2 separate regions of the Homo sapiens genome follow, and region 2 is linked to region 1. Evidence: chromatin contacts called from ENCODE Hi-C or POLR2A ChIA-PET data. All regions are on one chromosome and are shown on one strand. Each heading gives the region's core, a stretch centred on a gene start or an enhancer-like site at or near the end of the contact. The rest is flanking DNA. Distances are from core to core; before and after follow the strand shown.

Region 1 (6,308 bases), core at 1,072-3,571:
TGACGTTGGCAAGGAGGTGGTGAAACTAGCATATTGCTGGTGGCAGCACAAGTTAGTACAATCTTTCTGAGAAGCAAGTTGACAATGTGTTTCTAGACTTTATTAAAACTTGAAATAATGTTTTGTAAGAAAAAATAAATTAGGAAAAAAATTTAAGTATAAAGATAGTTAAGAGCATAGATTCTGGAGCCAAATTTCTTGGGTTTAAGTCCCAGCTCCACTACTCATTAGCAGTGTAATCTCAGGCAAGTCTCTGTGACTTGGTGTCTAAAATGAGGATAACAATAGCACTGATTTCACTAAGTTATTATGAAGATTCAGTGGATTATTATATGTTAAGTGCTTAACCCAATGCCTGGCACAATGTAAATACTATATGTAAGTGATATCTATTATTTTTATCTCAGTGTTATTTATAATAGCAAAATCTTTCTGACTATAGAAGAATGCTTAAGTACACTATGGTACACTTACAGTGGAATTTTTTTTTTTTTTTTTTTTTTTGAGATAGAGTCTCCCGCTGCGGCCCATGCTAGAGTGCAATGGCACGCTCTTGGCTCACTGCAACCTCTGCCTCCCGGGTTCAAGCGTTTCTCCTGCTCAGCCTCCCAAGTAGCTGGGATTACAGGCAGCCACCACCATGCCCAGCTGGTTTTTGTATTTTTAGTACAGATGGGGTTTCACCATGTTAGCCAGGCTGGTCTTGAACTTCTAGTCTCAGGTAATCCACCCACCTCCGCCTCCCAAAGTGCTGAGATTACAGGCGTGAGCCACTGCACCCGGCCACTTACAATGGAATATTGTACAGAATATTAAAAATTAGGCTTTAAAAGAATATTTAATTACATATAATGTAAAGTAAAAAGCACAGGAAGCAAGCCTGGGGAACATTGCAAGACCCTGTCTCTACAAAAAAAATAATTAACCAGGGGTAGTGGTGTGCACCTATAGTTGCAACTTCTCAGGAGGCTAAAGTAAGAGGTGAGAGGATCCCTTGAGCCCAGGAGTTTGAGGCTGCAGTGAGCAATTATCATGCCACTGCACTGCAGCCTGGGTGACAGAGAAAGACCCTGACTCAAAAATAAAAAAGAAAAGAAAACAACAACAACAACAACAAACAGTAAATGAATTGTGTATATTGTTCCATACCACTTATGTTGGCTAAAAGAGCACTTTTTACAAATATAGATGCCTAGGAAACAACTGGTAGGAATTACATCAAAATATTAACAAAGAATACAACTGGGTGTAGACTGGGGGGTTCTTTATACTTTACTGTATTTTCCAAAGTCTCTACAGCAGTGTTTCTCACACTTTAATAGGTAAACAAATCACCCAGTATGCTCGTTAAAATGCAGCTTCTGGGTTAGTAGGTGTGGGATTTTCAGATTCTGCATTTCTGATAGGTTCTCCTGTGATGCTGATGATATTGGCCCAAGGTCTACATTTTGAGTAGGAAGGTTTTAAAGCAGCATATCTGAACCAATATACTGGTTAACTGAGACCCACCCTCAGAGTTTCTGATTTCTTAAGTCTGGAGTAGGATCCTAGGATTTGCATTTCTAACTGTTTCCCAGGTGATGCTGACACTGCAGGTCTGGGGCCAGCACTCTGACAACCGGTGCTCTAGAATCTTTCTTTTTCTTAACATTAAGGAAGGGAGGGCACTAAAAAATATGTCAGGCTTCTCCATTGACTCCAAAATCAAATCCAAACTCTTCATCCAAAAGCCCCCATAATCCAACCCCGTCATTTCCCACTACTTCTCATTAGGCTATAAAATCAAACCACTATGCCCTAAACACACCTGAGATTTCAAACATCAGGACTTCCGCTGGATTTCCTCACTCCGGCTATGCCACTTCCTTCTACTTCTTCATGCCAAATCCTACCCAGCCTTCAAGGTCCTCAAATGCTATTTCCTCCATAAAGCCTCCTGATCTACCACTACTCAAAAAGCTACCTCTCCCTCCCCCCCTCAGGGCTGCACAGCACTTTTCGTTCCTCCCCAATGACAGGCACCATCTGTACCTGGTCCAGCGACTCTACCGGTGGGTGGTGTATCTTCGCCTGTAGACTGGGAGTTTCTTGAGGTCAGGGGAGTGACTTGCCTATCTTTGCCTCTTAGCCTTAGCAGATCCCCAGTAGACAGCTGACACTCAGAACCGACCAAAAGAAGGAAGGAATGGGACCTCCTGAGGAAGGGCACAGAACTGTCCTGTAAATGGAAACTAGACCGGACGCACGCCAAGCCGATGACCCACAGTAACAGGTGTTCTCCATCTCTGATGTCTGTGATTCATCCTGCACAGCTGCGCGCACACAGCACACGCATACACAGGCTCCCAGAATACGGCGCCCCACACGCTGTACCGCCCGTCGCGTTCTGGACGCCCCGGCGACCACACACACCGAGACACACCTCAGCGACAACCTGGATCCACAAAAAGGAGGCCCTGCCCCCTTAAAAAATACTAACACCTTACTGCAAAGAACTAGCAGCTACGGCTTGCGCCTGCGCCCCTTGTTCCCTGCCGCACCTTTTCTTGTAGTTAAGAAATCTATTTCTGCACGCATTTCGTCGCCGCCGCCCCCCATCCCTACACGCACGCACACACACACACACACACGCACACACACACACTCCCCTTCCCCTACACCTACCCCCCTCCCCCCACCTCCTTTCAGACTAGGCGCGCCTCGCAGAGCGGGATTGAATGGGAAAGAGCGGGGCCGTCTTTGTCATTAATCCTCCCCTCCTTCGGGCAAGCCAAGCTTCTTCCGGGTCAGCGACCATCCCCGCCACCCCACTCGGGGCCACGGTCCCCCCGCAGCGCTAGTCCCGGGCCCGCGAGCACCGGCCCCCGCCACCCGCAGGTTGCGGAGGGAGGAGGGCGGGAGCGGGCGGCGCGGAGCCGGGAGGCGGGGGAGGGGCCGGCGTCCGAGGCGGCGGCGGCGGCGGCTGGAGCAGCCTCTGGCAGCAGCGGGGAGAATGGGAGTGCGGGGCGCCAGACCGCCGCGGGGTGTCACGGCCGCCACGAAGCCTGCGAGGCGCGGGGCCGGCGCCCGCGGCTTTTAAACCCGGGAAGGCGCGGCGGCGGCGGCGGCGGCGGGCAGATCGCGGCGCGCACCAGGCGCCGGGGCGGCGGCCGAATGGAGAGAAAGGGCTCGGCGGCCGGGGCCAAGGGGAACCCGAGCCCGCCCGCGGCCGGAGAGGGGCAGCGGCCACCGCCGCCGCTGTGCGTCCCGGGCGGCGGCGGAGGAGCCCCAGCGAGGGGCCAGGTCGGGGCGGCGGCCGAGCCGGCCGAGCTCATCCGACGAGCGCACGAGTTCAAAAGCCAAGGGGCGCAGTGCTACAAGGACAAGAAATTCCGTGAAGCCATAGGCAAATACCACCGGGCGTTGCTGGAGCTGAAGGGGCTGCTGCCGCCCCCCGGGGAACGGGAGCGGGACTCGCGCCCGGCCTCCCCGGCTGGGGCCCTGAAGCCCGGCCGCCTCTCGGAGGAGCAGAGCAAGACGGTGGAAGCCATCGAGATCGACTGTTACAACAGCCTGGCAGGTGAGCCGCGCCGCGCCCCCCGCGCCGCGGTCCCCGTTCTTCGGCCCGGTCCCTCCGCGGACCACTGCGGCGCTCCCGCGGTGCAGATTCTCCTGCTGTGACTGTGTTGCTCTGGGGAGAACCCGGGAGGGAGGCGCTTTGGAAAAAGTGTGACTTTCAGGATTATGCCTTTCAAAGGCCATAATCATCTCTTGTCCCTTCGCTAGCATACATCGTAAATCTCACCTAGAAATGACTGGAAGGGGACCCAGCTGGCCTGGCTATGGCTGCTGCTGCTACTGCTCACCAGTGGACCTGGGTCCAAAATGCGGAAGCAGCGCCCGGGGTGGGCCCCCGCAGCCACCGCTAGCCCAGCTTTTTCCTGCGGGTGGGTCCCAAGGGAGGCCACGCACCTGTCTGCTCTCCTTAGGTAGCATGAGCACCAGGATTGGTCCTCGCCTTTTCCCCAACTAACCGCATCCCTGTAGGTAAGATCTTCCCCAAGTTTTTTGGCCCCAGTAGCAAAGGGGAGTTTGACACCATGCCTTCAGCATCTTGAGCAAAATGGATTCCAGAATGCCACTTTCTTCTCTCTGAGCTCTGCTGGGGCTCCCGGTTGCCAGGTGAAGATCTCTATCTCAAAAGAAGCTTGGTTCATGGTTGGGCTTGAACTATGCTGCATTCTCCCTCTCCTCCCTGCCCGTTTCTCACTATGTGTAGCATCAGTCCTCACGCCAGCTGGCTGCTAGGGGTGAAGGAAAAGGGGGCCCTACTCTTGGGCAAAGAAGGTGTACATTCCAACATTCCCTTTGGGGATAAGAGCCAAAATCAGGGATTTAAAAATTGTTTAATTTAGGCGCAGGAATATTTAAAGTCTCTTAAAAAAAGAAGAGTCTGGCTCTTGCTAGGGCCTTCCTGGGAGAAGGTGGGAGAGGTTGGCAAAGGCAACTTAAAAAGCATTCTCTCCTCTTCTCTTGCCCCATTTGGTGAGATTCTGGCATGGTCAACCTTCTCCGACCAAACAAAGGGCAGTTCCTCCTAGTTCCTGACATGTGAGGTTGCCTAAACTGTCTATGGACAGTTAGAGCAGGGTAGGGGTGGAAGAGTGACTGGGTGTGGCAGGGAATGGTGAATGTGTCTGAAGCCGAGGCAGTGGTGGGGGAGTAAAAATAAATACTGGCAATTCTGCTCGGTTCTTAAATGCAGATCTCTCTGTTCCCTCTGAGGTTTCTAGTACCAGCCTACCTCTGTCTTCCCAGAATGCCATGCCCAGTCTCATCTTTGATCGGGTAAAACCCAGGCTACGGAGGCACTTTGTAAATTGTAAAGTACTTTACAGACTTAAAGGATTAATAGAGTAGTAGTAGCAGCAGTTGGAGGAGTGGTGGTGCTAATAGCAATACTAGCAGTAATAGTAGCAGATAAAATTGTAGTACAGCAAAAATGGACTCTTTCAATCCATTATAAGATACAGCTTGAGTCCTTTAGTTCCTGTAAGTCTTTGGCATACTGTCTGCTGCCCCATGAATAGTTAAAGGGCAGAGCAGCCATGGGTGGAGGACGAGGCACTGTGGATTGCTAATGCGGTGACTTTGGAGTGGTAATGGAATCTTATATTTAGTCAGTATTATCCATGGACATTCTAGGGCTGCCAACCAGTGGCTAGCACTGCCTGCCCTCCACCCCAGACGTGGTTACTTTTCCATGGTGAAATCAAAGATGTGTCCTTGGTCAGGCCAGCCCAGTCAGGGCGGGACTGAAATCTGGATAGCTCCACCACTCCCATCCTCACCTCACACACTGGAAAACTTCAACGGTGAGAGAATGGAAAGTAGCAATAGCAGATATTCCCCCTCTGCTGCCTTCTCCAGTGCTCACCACTTATATTAATAATTAATTGTGTGTGCTGTTAGGCATCCTCCATACATTGTCTCTTTAAATCTTTATAATCTATGTAAAAGAAATATGATCATCAGTTTTGCAGAGAAAAAGCTCAAGGCTCCGGAGCCATTCTTCTCCAAAGGCAATGTTCTTGTCATCATACTTTGATGCACAAAGTCAGCATCCTCTGGGCCTCTGTCTCACTTGAGCCCAATTTCAGGTGGGCTCCAAAGCCTTGCACTTTGGAAATTCCTTTGGGAGATCTCAGGCCTGGTAACCAGGAGAAAGAAATAGAATACTTTGATTCAAGGCTCTAACGGGCTATTTCCAAATGTCAAGTCTCACAAAAGAACGAAAAGAGTGATTATAAGCAAAGCAATTTTGTCAAAGCCAAAATTCAGCTAGGAGGATGGTTCAACTTAAAAGTCACTCTGGGGCTGGGTGCGGTGGCTCACTTCTGTAATCCCAGCACTTTGGGAGGCCGAGGCGGGCGGATCACGAGGTCAGGAGATCGAGACCATCCTGGCTAACACGGTGAAACCCCGTCTCTACTAAAAATACAAAAAATTAGCCGGGTGTGGTGGCGGGCACCTGTAGTCCCAGTTACTGGGGAGGCTGAGGCAGGAGAATGGCATAAACCCGGGAGGCGGAGCTTGCAGTGAGCCGAGATCGTGCCACTGTACTCCAGCCTGGGCGACAGAACGAGACTCTGTCTCAAAAAATAAAAAATAAAAAATAAAAAAGTCACTCTGGGGAGAAGTGGAAGCCTTATGTTTGTTTCCTTCAGGGCTATGTATAAAATCAGTGATGACTATTTCAGAAGTCCCAGCTAATAGGAAAGTATCCTTTCTTGTCAGATTACAAAATAATCAATGCCTCTAATATGTAT
Region 2 (6,308 bases), core at 150-2,649, 450 kb before region 1:
CAGGGCCTGTAGGAGCAGCAGCGCTAGCCTCTGAATCAGGGCTTTGACTGTGTGTGTGTGTGTGTGTGTGTGTGTGTGTGTGTGTGTGTCCGCGCGCGCGTGTGTGTTGGGGGATCGGGGGAGGGTTAGTTATATATTTCGATTCTCTCCACCGAGTCCCGGATCACGCAGACCACCAGGGGCTGGAGAGTGCAGCACTGGAGAAACCCTCCTTCTCCCTCGCCCCCTTGGCCCCAGCGGTGGGTGCTCTGGGGCTGCAGCTCCCGACCCGCGGCGGTGGAGTCCCGAGATTGGGGTGAGCGCGTGCGTGCGTATGTGCACGCGGGCGCGCGCCGAGTGGATAACGCGCTTCCCTGCTAGCCCCCAAACCCGGCGGACACTCACAGCACCAGAAGCACAACACGCCCTGGCCCAGGTGGCACACATATGCCGACATGCATCCAGCACACACAACACAGCAGTCAGTCTCCCCAAACAGCACCCGCTACCAACCCAGCATGCTCACGATCCAACTGTACCCACCTGCCCAGGCATCTCTCTCTGCCCCTCCCCACCCGGCGGCACCCTCCTGTAGACACCCACTCTGCCAGATCTGCCCCCCCAACACTGCATACACAATGTACACTTTCCGGGGCACCCTCACCCCACTTCTCCTGGCACTAAATCCACAGGAAGGCGGTTCATATGAATGATCTTGAGAAATAACTTAACCCCGTTACTCACAATCAGGGATCCTCTTAGGGGCATCCCAAGCCCCCCAACCTCTACCTCCCATGTCTCGGCTGCCCGCTAAGGGGGAAGGGCAGGAGGCTCACCCCATTACTCACCGTTTCCTCTCGGCCTCCCGAGCGGAGTGGGCAAGGGAGGGGGGTGAGGAAGGTACGCGATGCCCCCGCCGCCCGGCGCCTCACCGGTCGCAGCGGCTCATCGCCCCCGCGGGCTGCCCGCCGGCCGCAGCCGCGTCCGGGGCATGTCAGTCCGCCGCCGCCGCCCTCCCGCCGGGGTTCGTGGGCTCGCAGCTGTCAGGGAGCTGCGGGGCAGCGCATCTGGAGCGCGGGGTCTGGGAGGGAGGGTGTCTGGGGCCAGGGCGAGGGGCCCCGGGAGGGGTCCTTCCGCACGGATTTCAGAAAGAGGGAAACCCCGACCCAGAGCGGTGACTGGAATCTACGCCCGGGAGAGGCCCGGAGTCCCGGCCGCGGGCGGCGGGGGATTCCTGCAGGAAGGGGCAGGAAGGCAAGCAGCCCGGCGCGCCCTGGCGGCTCCGAGGGACCTGGGCTCGGGCTTGCGGTCGCGTCGCCTGGGCTTTCCCTGGGCTGGGAGCGCGCCGGGTCTCCGCCTTGCACGCTGTCACCGCGGGAGACGTCTCGGCCTCGCCGCGCGCAGAGGGGACGCGCGGAGAGGCTGGTTTCTGGGCGAGCGGAGAGCTTTGCCCATTAAGCTGCCGGAAGAAGCCAAATCAAAAAGCCAATCTCCAAGCCTCCAAACGGAACGTCACCCTATCAGCTGGGAGACAGCGCCGCACTGACTGACAAGCCGCGCATATTTATCCTCGCGCGCGGAGGGGAGACTCTCAGAACGCTCCTCGACCAGCAGCGAGGAAGTCGAGCCCGCATCCCGCATCCCGCATCCCGCATCCAGAGCCCCCGAGGGACGAATTCAGATCCAACCCCTGCCCCGCGGCCACCCACCCTAGTCGTTGGAGCCTGGCGCCCGCGCCTCCCGGCCGGCAGCACGTCAAAACGGCGGCGCGTCCTGACCTGGATTCCGCCGAGTTGGGAGCTCCAGGCAGCAGGCGGGCGCGCGGCACCGGCTTTCCCCTTGTCCTCAGGAGACGCTGCCTGCAATTCCGAAATTAAGTCTCCACCAAACACATCTGTGGTTTTTAAATATAGCAGGGAACTATTACCCAGGCAGGGTCCACCCAGGCCTAGGGGAGGAGTTGAGGGGGATGGAGATTGGCAGCGGAGGGAAAAGAAAACTCCTTTTTTCCCCCTCTTTTTTTCTTCTCTTCTTGGTGCAGAACCCAGCCTGTCATTTTCTCAACCCAAGTCAAACAACAGTTTGTGAGAGACGCTTGGGTGAGCTCTGGTATGTTGGCTTTTCGGGTTTCTAAAGCTAAAAATAAGAGGGGGCTGCCTCCCAAATTGCTGCTTACTCTGGGCCTGGAGGCTGGAAGAGAGCTGGTCCTTTGATGCAGCAGCGGGACTAGGGCTTGGGGCTTGGCTCAGGCGAAGTGTACACACGTAGCCTTAAATCAGATGCCTGTAATTTCTGCTATATTTGTCAGGCTTGGTCCTAGAGGCATGCGGGGTGGGCAAGCCACTCCTAAGAATGGGGTTTCAAGCCCTCAGCTTATCGGTGGCATTAGGCAGATCTAAAATGAGCCTGGTGGCTGGCCTTCTGTAGCGACACCAGTGCAGAAAAGTCAGAATGTAAGGGCAGGAAGTTGTTCTCTTTCAGGCCTCTCTGCTGCCTGAGGCTAAGTGTGAGGGGCCAACAAATGATAATAATACTTACCAAATAGCAGCACCTTTTAAGGGCCAGGAGTGGTGCTAGTGAATTTGATTGTATTACCTCATGCCATCCTACTAAAACTCTGTGAGCTAGGTACAATTACCAACTCCATTTTTTTGTTGAGGAAATTGAGCCTTAGGTTAAATAACCATCCCAAGGCCACGTGCAGCAGAGCCAAGGATTGAAATAAAATGCAACCAACCGGAGTTGTGCTGAGACGTCAACAGTGTGTGTGACTCCTGAGATCCCTGGCTCCTTTGCCCGGCTGCTCTGGAGCAAGGCTTGGTTCAAACAGATTAAGGGGGTGTAGAGACTAGGGAATCTCTAAGCCTGAGATGGCAGGAGGTCTTTGCTGGTCCTTTGACTCAGTGTTCCGTTAGCAAGCTGTGTGGTGGTTTCTGGCCTGAGTCCGGAGTCAGAATCCTGGATGTGCTCAGTAGGAGCAGTAGGAGTGCTTTCAGACCCCTGAACCTTTATGGGTCTTGAATTTCATTTAAAGTTAGGGCTGGGACTGACTTTGAAAGGTTTCAATAGCTTCTAAAGTTGTGGGATCTCAGGATATGTCAGTTACTGGGACTTACCTTGTGTCTGCTCCCGTGGAGAGTCACAATGCTGAGTCTACACATTGAGAGTCTACAGTAGAGACAAAGAGATGGCTAATGGGCACCTAAATTGATAGAGTTTTTAGGTAGGGCAATTTTGAAAGATACATCAAATTCCTTAAAAACGTGAATGCCTGTGACCCAGTAATTTTACTGGAAGAAATTTATTCTATGGCAATCATTAAGGATATGCTCAAATATTTAGTTACAAGGATATTCATGGTAGTGTTTTTAAGAGTGAAAAATTGGAAACATCTTAATTTTCCAACACAACAAATTGGTGAAGTAAACATGTTTTGTTGACATAATGCTGTATTCTACCACTGTAAAAATACAGATGCAGCATTCTGTGTACTGGTGTGGAAAGGTTTTTATAATATATCGTAGACAGAGAGAAAAAAAACCCCAGAACACAGTGTAACACAGCATGTGCGGGGGTGGCGGGGTGGGGATGAATGCCCTGGCAGCATAAAAACCCCAAAATGGTAGTGGTTATCTCTTGGTGGTGGGATTTCTGGTGATTTTGTTTCTCTTTGTATCAATCAACTTTATTGAGGTGTAATTTACATACAACAACTCACCTTTTTTCTGATCTATGCTTTATGAAGGCATCAAAAGCAAGGTCTAGTGCACAGGCTAAATGACTATCTCAGTAGTGAGGAACATGAATCTGCAAAACTATCCCAGTAGTGAGGAACATGAATAATATTTCAAGATACCTGCAAAAACTAACTGATGATATTAAAATATCTGACATTTCTAATGGAGATAAAGTTACAGGTATCCAAACATCACTACTACTACTAAAAACTCACCTGTTTTAAGTGTATAGTTTGAAGAGTTTTTATACAAGTACATACATGTAGAGCAACAACCTCAGTCAAGACATAGAACATTTTCATCTCCCCCAGAAGTCCTCTCAGGCCCCTTTATACTCATCCGCTCTTCCCACAGGCAACTATTGATCTGCTTTCTGTCACTGTGGCTTAGTTTTGCTTGTGCCAGAATTTTATTTGTTTGCTTGTTAATATCTATTGATATATTTTCAGTGAACATTACCTATTCACTAAAACTGAACCAGCAACAACAACAGAATTGGTCATGTCATTTTTTTAGAACTACCAAACAAAACAGACAGGAACCTTGTCTTCCTCTTGTCACCTGTGACAGGGCAATGCTGCGGGGAGGAAGGCAAGAGGTGCCAAAGCATGTTCAACCAACGCTGTCGGCAGAGCTGACTTGCGTAGGTTCCTCTGAGTTCTAGGTAGACTGAAATAGCAAAGCCCAGCTCTGCATTCTGAGCCTCAGTGTCCTCACCAGTAAAATGGGAATAATAATAATTATTATTATTAATAATAATAATAATTATTATTATTATTATTAATTATTATTATTAATAATAATAATACCCACCTCGTGAGGTTGTTGTGAAGCTTCAGTGAGATTACAGTTTCTGGTACAGACCAATCCCCAAATATATATCAATTCTCCTTCTCCCCTACTTTTGTTCTCCCCCAACCCTGCTTCTCTCCCATCTTAAGTTCTACAGCCAACCTTCACGTGGCCTATGAAGTCTCAGACTGCTTTCAACTCTGGACATTCTCACTTCTTTTTTTCTCCCCACTACATGCATACAGGGTTGGAAAACATTAAATGTAATGACACCGTACTTGCATTTCTGCCATTGTTACTTATATCTAGCTGTACTGGAACCCAAGGAGATGTTCACAAGGAAGATGGAAAGTAAGCTGTGTAACATCAGCATTGGGAGCAAGAGCCACAAACCTCATTTTCAAGTTGGGAAGAAACTCAGGACCCGAGAAGCTACAGGATTCAGCCCAGTCACAGAGCTTGGTAAGAACTAGACAGACTCTTTTATGGACTGAATTGTGTGTCCCAAAACTTGTGTGTTGAAGCCCTAGCCCTTAGTACCCAGAATGTGCCTGGGTTTTGAGACAGGGTCTTTAAAAAGGTAATAAAATTAAAACAGTGCCGTCAGTGTGGGCCCTAATCCACTATGACTGCTATCCTTATAAGAAGAGGAGATTAGGACACAGACAGACAGAGGGACAACCTTGTGAGGACACAGCGAGAAGGCAAGCCAAGGAGAGAGAAATCAAATGTGCTGACACCTTGATGTGGGAGTTCTAGGCTCCAGAACTATGAGAAAATAATTTCTGTTAGTTAAGCCACTCAGTCTTTGGTATTTTGTCATAGTAGCCCTAATTCTGTGAGTCCTTGTCATAGAATACCCTTTCTCTAGAGGCTGAGCAGCAAGTAATAGGGCAGATGGGATGAATAGTGGGAAGGGACCACATGGCTTCTTGGTGGGGCCCCAGTATTTGCCATTATGCTGCAGAACTCCACAAGTCAGTGCCTCTCCAAAAGCGGGGCCTCAGGCACTTCATAAGCAGACGACCTGCCAGTCCTGGCCACCAGTGGCACTGCATCCCACACAAGCCACAGTGTCTCTTCTCACAAGCAACCTAGGTGCCAGCATTCCACAGCCCTTGGACTATACAATCTGATAGCAGTTGAGAAACAACAGCAGTCAAGTGGAAGCTAAAAGTAAGTTCTGGAACAGCTCTGTAGGGAGGATGGAAGTTTAGTAAACCCTGTCTGATAATAGGGTATTTATTTAGTGAGACATAATTCTTCCCTATGCGTTATATTATTTTTAATCTCATTATAACTTGTATTTCAAAAATTTGTCAATTATTTATTTTTCCTTTTATAAAGTTTATTGCAGTAGGATATACATACAGAAATGTGCACAAGTCATGACTATAGCTCAAAGAATTTTCACAATGTGAATATATTTTATTTAATCATCATCCAGAACAATAAATATTACCAGTACCCCAGCAGCTCCCCTCGTGCCTCTCCCAGCGATGCTTCTTCCTCTTCTCCAGAGGGAACGGCTCTCCTGACTTCTAAAACCACACATTAATCTTATGTGACTTTGAACTCTACGTAAATGGAAGCAGATGGAAAGTACTGTTTTGGGGGTTCTTTGCTCAGCATAATTTTGGTGATGTTCATTCATATTGTTGTGTGTAGCAGCAATTTGTGATTTTTCATTTATGTATAGTTTCCTTTGAATGAATATGCAACTCAACTTTTTATTCTGCTCTTGATATCTAAATTGTTTCTGGTTTTTTATTTTTTGAATAATGCTGCTGTGAACATTTG

The links. Hi-C counts contacts between places; a loop is a spot of excess contacts on that map. ChIA-PET counts read pairs that join two places held with the same protein, here RNA polymerase II (POLR2A). Pooled maps may share reads with other maps.
Region 2: a pooled map shows a loop between it and region 1 (6-fold over the local background). The contact joins the promoter of SLC8A3 here to the promoter of TTC9-DT in region 1. A Hi-C loop is called at or near these places in 4 of 37 single-sample maps with no recorded cell type and 4 of 50 pooled maps. POLR2A ChIA-PET finds 5 or more read pairs at or near these places in 1 of 52 experiments (activated CD4-positive, alpha-beta memory T cell).

What each region holds. Positions count from the first base shown.
Region 1 is chr14:70,638,977-70,645,284 of GRCh38, forward strand. TTC9-DT (TTC9 divergent transcript) reads right to left here and starts at 2,322. Exons shown (of 3, transcript NR_110071.1): 1 at 2,032-2,322. TTC9 (tetratricopeptide repeat domain 9) reads left to right here and starts at 2,940. Exons shown (of 3, transcript NM_015351.2): 1 at 2,940-3,559. The coding sequence starts at 3,154. RefSeq lists enhancers at 1,835-2,014, 2,115-2,374 and silencers at 2,845-2,994, 3,215-3,404, 3,425-3,494.
Region 2 is chr14:70,187,552-70,193,859 of GRCh38, forward strand. SLC8A3 (solute carrier family 8 member A3) reads right to left here and starts at 1,400. Exons shown (of 7, transcript NM_182932.3): 1 at 828-1,400. It also overlaps the pseudogene LOC646548. RefSeq lists silencers at 835-974, 1,045-1,374.